Linked DNA regions of Homo sapiens: region 1 is linked to region 2. Evidence: read pairs that join two places in POLR2A ChIA-PET (ENCODE). Cell type or tissue: GM12878. All regions are shown on one strand. Links, peaks and the distances in the headings refer to the core of each region. The heading gives the core; the rest is flanking DNA.

Region 1 (5,000 bases), core at 1-5,000, 200 kb after region 2:
TTTTAGTAGAGACAGGGTTTTACCATGTTGGCCAGGCTGGTCTCGAACTCCTGGCCTCAGGTAATCCACCTGCCTTGGCCTCTCAAAGTGCTGGGATTACAGGCGTGAGCTACCACTCCCAGCCAATACATTTTAAAATACCTTATACATAATAAAGTACATTATATTAGCTGGATGTGGTAGTGTCCACCTGTAGTCCTAGCTAAATTTGGGGGATTAAGCAGAAGGATGAGGCAGGAGAATTACTTGATCCCAGGAGTTCCAGGCTGCAGTGAGCTATGATTGCATCACTGCACTCCAGCCACGGGTCACTGCAGCCTCAATCTCCTGGACTCAAGTGATCCTCCCACCTCAGCCTCCTGAGTAGCTGGGACTACAGCCGCACACCACACCATACCCAGCTAACCTTTTTTTTTTCTTTTTTTTTTTTGAGACATGGTCTGTCACTAAGGCTGAAGTGTAGTGGTACAATGACAGCTCATTGCAGCCTCTGCCTCCCAGGCTCAAGTGATGCTCCTGACTACAGGCGTGTGCCATCATGCCTGGCTGAGTTTTGATTTTTGTGGAGATGGGGTCTCACTATGTTGCCTAGGCTGGTCTTGAATTCCTGGACTCAAGTGATTCTCCTGTCTTGGTTTCCCAAAGTGCTGGGATTACAAGTGTGAACCATTGCAGCTGGCCTTTTTTGTTTTTTTAATTTTACTTTTTTGTAGAGACAGGGTCTCATAGTGTTACCCAGGCTGGTATCGAACTCCTGGCCTTAAGCAATATTCCCGTCTTAGTCTCCCAAAGTGCTGGGATTACAGGCATGAGCCACCACTCTTGGCCTGCCTTGGCATTATTTTGATTAAGATTAGCATATTTTCCTAATAGTCTTAAAAACTGTTAAAACAGATAAATGTAGAAAGCAGATCTTATGCTTTACAGATTCTGAGCAAGCATTTTAAGGTCATTAACATATTTTTATTCTTAATTTTATTAATCACAGCCAAATCAAGTCACTCTAATCTCCAGACTTTGAATAGAATGTGCCTTTCTTATTTCTTTCTCATGTTAGTGTGTGATTCAAGATCATATGCTGGCTTGACATTAGGAGCTTTATAGTTTTTTACAGTTGCTGGCTGTGGGTACTGGTTTAGGGAATCATCTTTAGGGTTGTCTATGTTGGAACCTGTTGTCAGAGTTAGTTCTTGTTCTCACTTTCCATGTGGCACAGAAAAAGATCTACATGGGGCATCTTAACTATAAGCTGAGAACATGTAGCACTTATAACTTCCTCTTCTCCAATTAGAAGGAAGTAGTTTTCTTCTATACTCTTAAAAGCAAATGACACCAACTTCCCCTCCACTCTGCCGTCCCAAATTAACTTTATATTAGTTAAGGTACTGGAAACTGCATGGAATTGAGTTAAAAACCCTAAGTTTGAGTCCTGACTTTGCCAGGAGATTACTTCATTTTTAATGAACTTCAGTTCCTACCTTTTTTTTTTTTTTTTTTGAGATAGGGTCTCTGTTGCCCAAGCTGGAGTGCAGTAGTGAACACAGCTCACTGCAGCCTCGACCTCCTGGGCTCAAGCTGTCCTCCTTCAGCCTCCTGTGTAGCCAGGAGCACAGGCGTGTGCCACTGCACCTGGCTAACTTTTGGATATTTTTGTAGAGATGGAGTCTCACTTTGTTGCCCAGACTGGTTTTGAACTCCAGGGCTAAAGTGATCCTCCTTGGCCTCCCAAAGTGTTGGGATTACAGGTGTATGCCATGTGCCTGGCCTCTGTATCTTTTCAATGGGCATAGTCCTCTTGTATTTATGTAGTTTACTTTCGCTTGTTGCAGAAAGGACATAATGTGGTTAAATAGGGCTATAGTAATAATTCGTGTCCTCAGGGTTGTTGTGAGGATCAAAGAAATGTATGAGAAGGTAAACTGCAAGGTTCAGAATAGTAAAAATAAGCCCCCACTTCATGAAAAAAAAAATACACGGAAAATATAGAGAAATGAAAATAGGAGTAAAGAGCCACTACTCAAGTCAACCACTAACAACTGTTTTAGTGTTATTTCTGTCACCTTAAAATTGTGTGTGTGTGTGTGTGTGTGTGTGTGTGTTCTTGTGTTGCCTAGGCTGGTCTTGAATTCCAAAGCTCAAGCATTCCTCCCACCTCAGCCTTCCAAAGTGCTGGGATTACAGGCATGGGCCACCATGCCAGACCCCAAATTTTTTTTGACATTATGCTTATGCTACCATATGAGAACACAAATTGTAAGGCTTGGAATAGTTTAAAAAGTAAACCTCACCCCTATTCATTAAAAACTGCATGGAAAATATAGAAAAGTGAAAATAGGAGAAAAAAGATACATTGTTTTACTGCCAAAGAAAATTACCAGTTACTCCTGACATTTTCTTTTCCTTTTTTTCTTTTTTTTCCCTGAGACAGAGTCTTGCTCTGTCACTCAGGCTGGAGTGCAGTGGCACAGTCTCAGTTCACTGCAACCTCTGCCTCTTGGGTTCAAGCGATTCTCCTGCCTTAGCCTCCCGAGTAGCTGGGACTACAGGTGTGAGCCACCATGCCCGGCTACTTTTTATTTTTTATTTTTTAGTAGAGATGGGGCTTCACCATGTCGGCCAGGCTGGTCTCGAACTCCTGACCTCAAGACAGGTGGCCCGCCTCAACCTCCCAAAGTGCTGGGATTACAAGTGTGAGCCATTGCACCCAGCCGACATTTTCTTTTTAGTATATTTCCCTCACCTTTTCTGTTTTTGAAGGCAAATACTTTTAAAAAAGCATTTTTAATAACTCTTAATTCGTAACAATAGCTAGATAACCTTTAGATTTTTATAGGCAAGTACATCAGAAAAGACTCTTGAGTCCGTATCTCTTTTTAAAAGTTGTTGATTTCAACATAGTCCCTGCTAGTCTCTAGCTGAGACTGTTCTTGTTTAGTCTAAGTATTTTCTTGCTTTTGTGAGGAAGCAAAAAATATGTTTTCTGTGAAAATGTGATTGACCTGGCAAATAGAATATGCCTCGAAGGAGCTCATCTAAGTGAGGCGGCAGGTCCCAGAGGTCCCTGTTACCTTAGGGCAGTAAAGAGAGGAGACACCTCAGCTGGGTTTACAGAACACAGTCTAGGGGGTGAGTAGCCCCACCTGGTGAGATGTTGGTAACGTTGTCATTTCCCTGGTTAAGATATACATATGTTTGCACCTTTTTCTCCAAATGTCTGATTATCTATATTAAAGGATGTGTATGGAGTTGTTGTTTTTAATAGGTATCCCTGAAATTCTGTGTTTAGGAACACTATACCTTAACAACACTCTCTCCCAATATGTTTAAGCCAGTATTCTTTCCCAGAGACATTTGGGAAACTGGGTGGATGTCATTGTGCAGATTAAATGTGGCAGATGCCTAGATGGGAAACCTGTAATGAATAGTACTTTCTTTTAAAATAGGTTAAAGGAAGATGGAAGTGGAAGTGCTTATGACAAAGAATCTATGGCAATTATCAAGCTGAATAATACAACTGTCCTTTATTTAAAGGAGGTGACTAAATTTTTGGCACTGGTCTGCATTCTAAGGGAAGAAAGCTTTGAAAGAAAAGGTAATAGCATTTTAAAAAGCTGTTTTTATGTTAATTTCTTTGCCATAACTTCTCAGGTTCTTGAAAACAAGTGAAAATAATAATTGCAGTGTTAGACAAATAGCTATCAGAAAAAAAAAGCTCAAACTGCTTTTGTCCCTTTCCTTCCATGTATAGTCCAGACTTTCTCTTTTCTTTTTTTGATCTTTCATTTTAAATCAAGATTTTAATTCTAGCTTTTCTGCGTTCAAATGCTTTCATTACCTGTTTAACTGAATGCAGTTTGGCTTCCATCTGAACAAGTCTACTGAAACTAGACTTTTATTTATTTATTGTTTATACTTTAAGTTCTGGGATACATGTGCACAACGCACGGGTTTGCTACATAGGTATATATGTGCCATGGTGGTTTGCTGCACTCATCAACCCGTCATCTACATTAGGTATTTCTCCTAATGTTATCCCTCCCCCAGCCACCCACCCCTGACAGGCCCTGGTGTGTGATGTCCCCCTTCCTGTGTCCATGTGTTCTCATTGTTCAGCTCCCTACTTATGAGTGAGAACATGCAGTATTTGGTTTTTTGTTCCAGTGTTAGTTTGCTGAGAATGATGGTTTCCAGCTTCATCCATGTCCCTGCAAAGGACATGAACTCATCCTTTTTTATGGCTGCATAATATTCCATGATGTATATGTGCCACATTTTCTTTATCCAGTCTGTCATTGATGGGCATTTGGGTTGGTTCCGAGTCTTTGCTATTGTGAAGAGTGCTGCAATAAGCATACGTGTGCGTGTGTCTTTATAGTAGAATGGTTTATAATCCCTTGGGTATATACCCAGTAACAGGATTGCTGAGTCAAATGGTATTTCTGGTTCTAGATCTTTGAGGAATCACCACACTGTCTTCCACAATGGTTGAAATAATTTACACTGCTACCAACAGTGTAAAAGTGTTCCTATTTCTCCACATCCTCTCCAGCATCTGTTGTTTCCTGACTTTTTAATAATCGCCATCCTAACTGGCATGAGCTGGTATCTCACTGTGGTTTTGATTTGGATTTCTCTAATGACCAGTGGTGATGAGCTTTTTTTCATATATTCGTTGGCTGCATAAATGTCTTCTTTTGAGAAGTGGCTGTTCATATCCTTTGCCCACTTTTTAATGGGGTTGTATTTTTCTTGTACATTTGTTTAAGTTCCTCGTAGATTCTGGATATTAGCCGTTTGTCAGATGGGTAGATTGTAAAAATATTCTCCCATTCTGTAGGTTGCCTGTTCACTCTGATGATAGAAACTAGACTTTTGGAAGTTACCAGGTTACCTCCTTCCTGCATTCAGTGGCCTTTTCTTACTCTGCAGGCTTTTCAATCTTCTAAGCATGTGATCTTGTCAGTCCCTCCTTTCTGAAAACTTTCTTCTCTCTTTGCTTC
Region 2 (8,754 bases), core at 1,512-6,511:
AAGACAATCTATTGTATTGACCTGTATGTTTGCTCTTTTTGTCCTTTTTTCCTGCCTGATGTTCCAAGATTCCTTTTGTTACCACTCCCTTTGTTTAGAGAATTGCCTTTAGTAATCCCTATAAAGTAAATCTGCCAGTGACAAATTCCCTTAGTTTTTCCCTCATGTAAGAATGTCATGATTTCCTCCCCCACAGCCCTTCCCCCCAATTCCTGAAGGATTGTTTCACCAGGTATGGGATTCCAAGTTGATAGTTCTTTTCTTTCAGCATTTCAAAAATGTTCCAGCTGGGCGCAGTGGCTCAGGCCTGTAATCCCAGCACTTTGGGAGGCCGAGGTGGGCAGATAACGAGGTCATGAGTTCGAGACCAACCTGGCCAATATGGTGAAACTCCTGTCTTTACTAAAAATACAAAAATTAGCCAGGCATGGTGGCGCGCCTGTAGCCCCAGCTACTTGGGAGGCTGAGGCAGAAGAATTGCTTGAACCTGGGAGGCGGAGGTTGCAGTGAGCCAAGATCGCGCCACTGCACTCCACCCTGGGTGAAAGAGTAAGACTCTTGTCTAAAAAAAAAAATGTTGTTCCACTTCCTCCTGGCCTCCATGGTGCCTTACGAGAAATTCAGCATCATTTGAATTGTTTTCCCCCTATAGGTAATGTATCATTTCTCTCTGGCTGCTTTCAAGAATTTGTGGCTGGGTGCGGGTGGCTCACACCTGTAATCCCAACACTTTGGGAGTCTGAGGCGGACAGATCACCTGAGGTCAGGATTTCGAGACCAGCCTGGCCAACATGGTGAAACCCCATCTCTACTAAAAATACAAAAAATTAGCCAGGCATGGTGGTACACGTCTATAGTCCCAGCTACTTGGGAGGCTGAGGCAAGAGAATCGCTTGAACCCAGGAGGCGGAGGTTGCAGCGAACTGAGATTGTGCCACTGTGCTCCAGCCTGGACAGCAGAGGGAGACTCCATCTCAAAAAAAAAAAAAAAAAAAAAGTATATGTTGAGAAGTTTATGATGTGTTTTCTCATGGGCATATCCTGTTTGAGGTTTGCTCAGCTATGTGAATCTGTCAGTTTGTCTTTTGCAAAATTTGGGCAAATTTCGGCTATTTGTTCTTTTAATATTTCTTCTCCTTCTGTGACTCCAATGACATGAATGTTAGATCTTATGTTATTGTCTCACATGGCCCTGAGGCTCTGTTTTTTTTTTTTTCCATTCTATTTTTTTTCCCTAGTGTTCAGATTGGATAATTTGTAGTTTTCTGTCTTCAAACTCATTCTTTCCTCTGTCCTCTCCATTCTGTTGCTGAGCTTATTCATTGAGTTTTAAATTTCAATCATTGTATTTTTTATTCCTAAAATTTCCATTTGGTTCTTCTTTATGTATCGATCTGTTGAGACATTATATTTTCCAGACTTTCCATTTTTTCATTTGTTCCAAGTATGTTTGTATTTGAACACGTTATATACATTGAAGCATTTTTATGATGGCTACTTCAAAATCTTTTTCAGATAATTCTAATATCTGTGTCATTTTGGTGTTAGTGTATATAGATTATCCTTTCTTATTCAAAATTTTCTGGTTCCGGTTCAAATGACTTTAAGACCTGGACATTTTGCACATCATGTTATAAGACTCTGGATCTTATTTAATGTTTTGGGATAGGGTCTCACCTTGTCACTCAGGCTGGAGTGCAGTGGGGTCATGACTCACTGCAGCCTCAACCTTCTGGCCTCAAGCAATCCTCCCATCTCAGCCTCCCAAGTAGCTAGGACCACAGGCAGGCATCAGCATGCCCAGCTAATTTTTTTGTTTTTTGTTTTTTTGTAGCAGCAAGGTCTCCGTATGTTGCCCAAGCTGGTCTTGAACTCCTGGGCTTAAGCAATCCTCCCACCTCAGCCTCCCAAAGTGCAGGGATTACAGGCATGAGCCACTGCGCCCAGCCTCTGGATCTTACTTTATAGCTTGTGTTTCAGCAGGCCTCCTCTAACATTGCTTCTGTGGGGAAAGTGCGGATGCTACCTTATTTTTACCAGGAGGGTGTGGAAGTCCAGGTTTTCCACTTGGCCTCCATTGACACCGGTGTTGGCAGGGCTCCTTCTTACTGCTGGGCAGGGGTGGGAGTCCAGTTTCTCTATTAGGCATTCACTGATACCACACCGGCTGGGAGAGGGAGTGGGCCTCCACCGACATTGTTGGGAGAGGTGGCCTTGATTATGGATGAAAGGCCTGAGTGGATAACTAGGCCTCTTCTACATCACCCTGGTGGGGAAGGGAAGGAGTACTTCATTACAGCCTAACAAGGTTTGGAGATCTAGGCTTTCCACTTGGCCTTTGCTGATGGGGGTGAGGGTGGGGCTGGAGTAGAGGGGCTATAGTCTAAAGGCTGTCTGTCGGCTGGATGCAGTGGCTCATGGCTGTAATCCCAGCACTCTGGGAGGCTGAGGCAGGCGGATCATTTGAGGCCGAACGAAAGGCTGAGGCAGGCAGGAGAACTGCTTGAACCCGAGAGGCAGAGGTTGCAGTGAGTCGAGATCGTGCCACTGCACTCCAGCCTGGGCGACAGAGTGAGACTCTGTCTCAAGAAAAATCAAACCAAATGAAAACTAAAAATAAAAAAATCAAGGCTGTCTGTCTTTCTAGGCTGTTTATTTTCTTGTCCTTTGACTCAGAAAGCAGACTTGCAGGACACCATGGTTCACGCTTATAATTCCAGCACTTTGGGAGGCTGAGGCCAGAGGATTGCTTGAGCCCAGGAATTTGAGATCAGCCTGGGAAACAGTGAGACCCCCATCTCTACAAAAAAACATAACAAACAAACAAACAAAAAAAACAAAAAGGCCGGGCACGATGGCTCATGCCTGTAATCCCAGCACTTTGGGAGGCCGAGTCGGGCGGATCACCTGAGATCAGGAGTTTGAGACCAGCCTGACCAACATGGTGAAACCCCATCTCTACTTCTAAAAATACAAAAAATAGCAGGGCGTGATGGTGCATGCCTGTAATCCCAGCTACTCAGGAGGTGAGGCAGGAGAACTGCTTGAGCCCAGGAGGCAGAGGTTGCAGCAGTGAGCTGAGATCGCGCCAGTGCACTCCAGCCTGGGCAACAAGAGTGAAACTCCGTTTCAAAAAAAAAAAACAACTGTATTGATTAGTCAGGCATGGTGGCGCAGATCTGTAGTCTAAGCAGCTTAAGCCTGGGAGATCAAGGCTGCAGTGAGCCATGATTGCACCACTGCACTCCAGCCTGGGCGATAGAGCAAGACACTCTTTCAAAAAAAAAAAAAAAAAAAAGACAAGCTTTTCTTGGGGCTTTTGTCTGCAATCGTTGGCAGTTTTGGGTTGCTGGCTTCTCCAGTACCCATTCTGACATATATGAGGCAAAAAGAAAACTTAGGGAGGTCACTGCTGAGTCATTCCTTGGATCTGGAGGTCCCTAACCAATCTGCTTTCTTCTTGTTCAGAGTCATCTTATGTTCATTTTGTATAATATAGAGTGTTTTTGGGGTTTTTAGCTGTACTTAGCAGGAGGACTGGGGAAAAGAATATCTACTCTATCTCTCAGAAGCAGAAGTTGCTCCAGATACTTTGAAAAATTAAAGCCAGTGTTTAAAAATTCCTCAAAATGGCCAGGCATTGTGGCTCACACCTGTAATCTCCACATTTTGGGAGGGCAAGGCGGGGAGCCTAGGGGTTGGAGACCAGCCTGGACAACATGGCGAAGCCCTGTCTCTACAAAAAAATTAGCTGGCATGGGGCGGGAGCGGTGGCTCACGCCTGTAATCCCAGCACTTTGGGAGGCCGAGGCGGGAGGATCACGAGGTCAGGAGATCGAGACCATCCTGGCTAACATGGTGAAACCCCGTTTCTACTACAAAATACAAAAAAATTAGCCGGGCGTGGTGGCGGGCGCCTGTAGTCCCAGCTACTTGGGAGGCTGAAGCAGGAGAATGGCACGAACCCCGGGAGGCGGAGCTCGCAGTTAGCCGAGATCGCGCCACTGCGCTCCAGCCTGGGGGACAGAGCGAGACTCCGACTCAAAAAAAAAAAAAAAATTAGCCAGCGTGGTGGCACATGCCTGCAGTCTCAGCTACTTGGGAGACTTGAGGTGGGAGAATCACCTAAGCCCCGGGAGGTAGAAGCTACACACTCCAGCCTGGGCAACAGAGTAAGACCTCGTCTCAAAAAAATTTTTTTTCTCAAAGAAATGTAGACTTCTGGTTGCTCATGAAATGCTGGAAGATGAGTCATCCTGGGCCTGCACTTTGATTTGGTAACAGTTGGCTGTTGCTGGGTGCCCACTGCCCCGTAGACGGATTATACTGCATTGAATTTACCGTAGGTCCCACCCGTTCATACTCACTTAGAAAAGGCCCGCATCACTCATCCTTGCATGACTGCCAGAGTGTGAACTTGCTATCTCTGTATTGAAGTTGTGTTTCATCTCCAGGAAGTGTTGGCTGCAGCAAAGATTGGATGTGACACCAGAAAAAAAGAGTCATTGGCAGGATCCTTTAAGGATTCTGCTACATCACTGCAGAAGTGTTCTGTCTCCCAGCACAGAAAGTCTGCCTTAGCACATACTGTTCTGAGCAGTTACAGTTTTTAAAAAAACTTCCCCTCCCTTATCTTAGGAAACAGCTAGCCCATTTCTCCTCTTAATTAACCCCTAATCATGACTCAGTTACTCAGTTACGCTCCCAGCCCATTCTTGTGGAAGCCCTGCAAAGCAAGCCAGTGGGACCATGGAAACGTGTAATTTAGCGAAGCCTTGGATTCTCAGTGGCTGCAAAGTGAAGCCCCGAGGGGAGGTAGCTTTGTATTCTAAAACAGCAAAGAATGCTGTGTTGGTAGCTCCAGCCAGATTGGTGATCTGAGTAATGTGGACGTTTCAATAGGCCCCAGCAGAGTCCTAAAAATATAGTCTGCCTGGTCAGCTCTGCCATGTCAGTTTCTAAAACTGTCAGCACCAGTAGGGCAGCAGAACCACTCTCAAAGCAGAGGCTTTTCAACTTTTGGGTTCACTGACCGCTTTCAGGGACAGGAGGCCTCACCAGCCTCCTAGCCTCTTTGATCCCAGGCACCCTGGCTTCTTCCTGAGAGGGAAGCATGAAGGGGAAGCTGCCCATCTTCTCTTGCCTGAATCCTCACCACTCCTTGTCTGCAGCTCTGTGTCCAGGAACAGCCACTGTTGCTTCCGACAGGAGCTGAGAAATGATGAGCTCTTTGCTGTATTTTGATAAAATGAAGCCCAACGTGGACAGCAGGCACGAGGTTCCTGCAGGAACCTTGGCTTCTCTGAGGTACTCAGGCCTCTGGGGAACCAAACACAAAACAATTTGATTTGTCATCAAGGACACCAGCTCAACACATTTGCAGATGTGTTTGGCCTGGAACATCATCCTTCTCCTTGGCCACAGTGCCATGTGACTAGCCCTCCAATGCCACAGGGAAATAAGAGCACTGGTGTCAAACTAGGAGGTAACGCGATTCAAAGAGACCCTTCAGGAGGGCTTGGCCATAGATAAAAGGATGAGGGGGAAGGGTAGGCAGGAGGAGGAGAAAAAAGAAACAGCAGTAGCCATGGTTATCTTTTGTCTAGTATCTACTGTGTACAAAGTATTTTGTGTTAGATGCTGTGTGTGTGTGTGTTCACTTAATTATCAGGGAAATCCTGTGAAGTAAGAATGATCTCAGGCTGGGCACGGTGGCTTGTGCCTGTAATCCCAGCACTTTGGGAGGCCTAGGCGGGCAGATCACGAGGTCAAGAGATCGAGACCATCCTGGCTAACACGGTGAAACCCCATCTCTACTAAAAATACAAAAAATTAGCCGGGCATGGTGGCGCACATCTGTAGTCCCAGCTACTCGGGAGGCTGAGGCAGGAGAATCACTTGAACCTGGGAGGTGGAGGTTGCAGTGAGCTGAGATCACACCACTGCACTCCAGCCTGGGTGACACAGCGAGACTCCATCTCAAAACAAAAAAAGCAAAAAAAAAACAATGATCTCTACTTTGCAATTAAAGAAACTTTGACTCAGAGGCTGGGCATGGTGGCTCACTGTAATTTCAGCATTTTGGGAGGCTGAGGTGGATTAATCATCTGAGATCAGGAGTTCAAGACCCGCCTGGCCAACATGGTGAAACCCTGTCTCTACTAAAAATACAAAAAATTGGCCAGGCGGTGGCTCACGCCTGTAATTCCAGCACTTGGGAGGCTGCTGAAGTGGGCAGATCACCTGAGGTCAGAAGTTCGAGACCAGCCTGGCCAACATGGTGAAATCCTGTCTCTACTAAAAATATAAAAATGAAGGCCGGGTATGGTGGCTCATGCCTGTAATCCCAGTACTTTGGGAGGCCGAGGTGGGCAGATCATGAGGTCAGGAGATCGAGACCATCCTGGCTAACATGGTGAAACCCCATCTCTACTAAAAATGCAAAAATTAGCCGGGCGCGGTGGTGCACGCCTGTACTCCCAGCTACTCAGGAGGCTGAGGCAGGAGAATCACTTGAACCCAGGAGGCGGAGGTTGCAGTGAGCCGAAATCGTGCCATTGCACTCCAGCTTGTGCAACAAGAGTGAAACTCTGTCTCAAAAAAAAAAAAAAAAAAAAATATATATATATATATATATACACACACACACATATACAATATATACAACATTGTATGTATGTGTGTGTATACACACACACACACACACACACACACACACACATATATATATAGAGAGAGAGAGAGAGAGAAAGTCCAAAAGCGTGGCTTTTGGAACTGATTCTGGGCTAGGTATAGATCCCAGGAGAACCCGTGTTCTACAAACCTCACTCTGGGCAAAACTGACCCAGACTGGGTTTTGGGATGCTTGATGTAATGAGGCAAGTGGCGCGATCTTGGCTTACTGCAATGGAGCGGCTCCTTCTGCCTGCTGCCGTCAGATTCTCTGCTATCTGGCTGGCAGGACAATTCGCTATGGCCTGGCTTTTGCAACTGATTCTGGGCTAGGTATAGGATCCCAGGAGAACCCGTGTTCTACAAACCCCACTCTGGGCAAAACTGACCCAGACTGGGTTTTGGGATGCTTGATGTTAATGAGGCAAGTGATATGTCTACTGAACTTACTGCTCCAAGTAGGACATTGTAACTTTGAGTTCCCCTCATCCCTTTCATATTGGAGGAGTTGTCTGGGCAGCAGGAGCTACGGCAGGCCAGGGTTGCTCTAGTTTTTAGCCAGAGCTAGCAGGTAAGTGCCTCCCAATGATATGCAGATTAAAGATAAGTAATCCTGGCCCATTTCTGCTCAAGTGGCTATAGTTTGCAAGTGACAGCCACCAATTCCAGGGACTTGAATGGCTACTGGAATTGAGGAAGTCCTCCCACTGACTGGGCTGGGTAGTGCAGGGAGGGAGAGGACACCATTCTGACTGACTCCAGACTGACATCAGGACTAGTCTCCCTAGGAGTGCAGGGACTTTACCTCCTCTGCATTTTCATGACCACTGTCCTAGGCCAGTTGTGTGCCTCCTCACTACAAGCCAGCAATTGCTGGGCCAACATATGCTTCCTGAAAACACAGATCCAGCCTCTCTTGTTCTTTCCACTTATCAGGTGGCTCAAAGGCTACCCAATCAATCTTCCAAAAGCTCAGATCCTAAACCTACACGGGCTCCCCAGTACCATCAGTAACTCCTGTACTTGCTTTCATGGCTCATCTCATCTTTTCAATCTTTGCTCCCTCTTGGTGTTTGGGCCTCAACTACTTTTCTCCTCCTTCTCTCCTCCTCCTCCTCCTCCTCCTTCTTTCTTCTCCTTCTTTCCTTTTTTTTTTTTGAGACAAAGTCTCACTCTGTCACCCAGGCTGGAGTGCAGTGGCGCCATCTTGACTGACTGCAACCTCCTCCTCCCAGGTTAAAGCGATTCTCCTGCCTCAGACCACGCCCGGCTAATTTTTGTACTTTTAGTAGAGGCAGGGTTTCACCAGTTGGCCAGGCTGGTCTCGAACTCCTTACCTTGTGATTCACCTGCCTCGGCCTCCCAAAGTGCTGAGATTACAGGTGTGAGCCACTGCACCCAGCCTTTCTCCTTCTTTCTTCTTCTTCCTTCTTCTTCCGCCTTCTCCTTTGAACCCAGCAGTCAGAGGTGGCAGGGAGTCAAGAGTGTGCCACTGTATTCCAGCCTGGGCTACAGAGCAAGACTCCATCTCAAAAAATAACAATAATAAAACTTCTTCTTTCTTCTCCTCCTCCTCCTTCTTTCCTTCCTTTTTTTTTTTTCAAGACAGTCTCGCTCATTGCCCAGACTGGAGTGCAGTGGCGAGCTCTCTGCTCACTGCAACCTCCGCCTCCCAGGTTCAAGCAATTCTCCTGCCTCAGCCTCCCAAGTAGCTGGGATTATAGGCATGTGCCAACACGCCCAGCTAATTTTTGTATTTTTAGAAGTGATGGGGTTTCACCATGTTGGCCAGGCTGGTCTTGAACTCCTGACCTTGTGATCTGCCTGTCTCAGCCTCCCAATTCTTCTTTCTTCTTCCTTCCTCCTTTCTTCTTCCTCTTTTTCTTCCTCCTCCTTCTTCCTCCCTCCTACTCCTCCTGCCGCCTCCTCCTCCTTCTTCTTCTTTGTCTTTCTCTTCTTCCTTCCTCTTCTTTCTTTTTCTTCTTTTCTTCCTGTTGGGGGCAGGTGTTGCACCAAAATCCATAATGCTGACATGTAAACCAGTTCACAATGGAGGAACTCTGATTGAAGAGGATGTCAGGG

Evidence for each region. ChIA-PET counts read pairs that join two places held together with the same protein. Peaks named below come from ENCODE experiments on the same cell type or tissue, not always from the same donor. Only the 100,000 strongest peaks of a DNase experiment are listed, where the experiment ranks them.
Region 1: POLR2A ChIA-PET joins it to region 2 with 5 read pairs; 6 of 35 experiments call an interaction of 5 or more read pairs at or near these places.

Annotation. Positions count from the first base shown.
Region 1 is chr1:38,844,531-38,849,530 of GRCh38, reverse strand. RRAGC (Ras related GTP binding C) reads left to right here. Exons shown (of 7, transcript NM_022157.4): 6 at 3,444-3,592. Among named protein-coding and RNA genes, the nearest start is that of RRAGC, 13 kb to the left of the region's middle. In GM12878, for the core only: a CTCF peak has its summit at 3,133; no DNase peak of the experiment used is centred there; H3K27ac peaks cover 635 bases.
Region 2 is chr1:39,043,601-39,052,354 of GRCh38, reverse strand. It overlaps LOC124904088 (a long non-coding RNA gene), which reads right to left. Exons shown (of 3, transcript XR_007065970.1): 2 at 4,368-5,319. Among named protein-coding and RNA genes, the nearest start is that of NDUFS5, 22 kb to the right of the region's middle. RefSeq lists an enhancer at 1-393. In GM12878, for the core only: no CTCF peak of the experiment used is centred there; a DNase peak (open chromatin) is centred at 4,384; H3K27ac peaks cover 739 bases.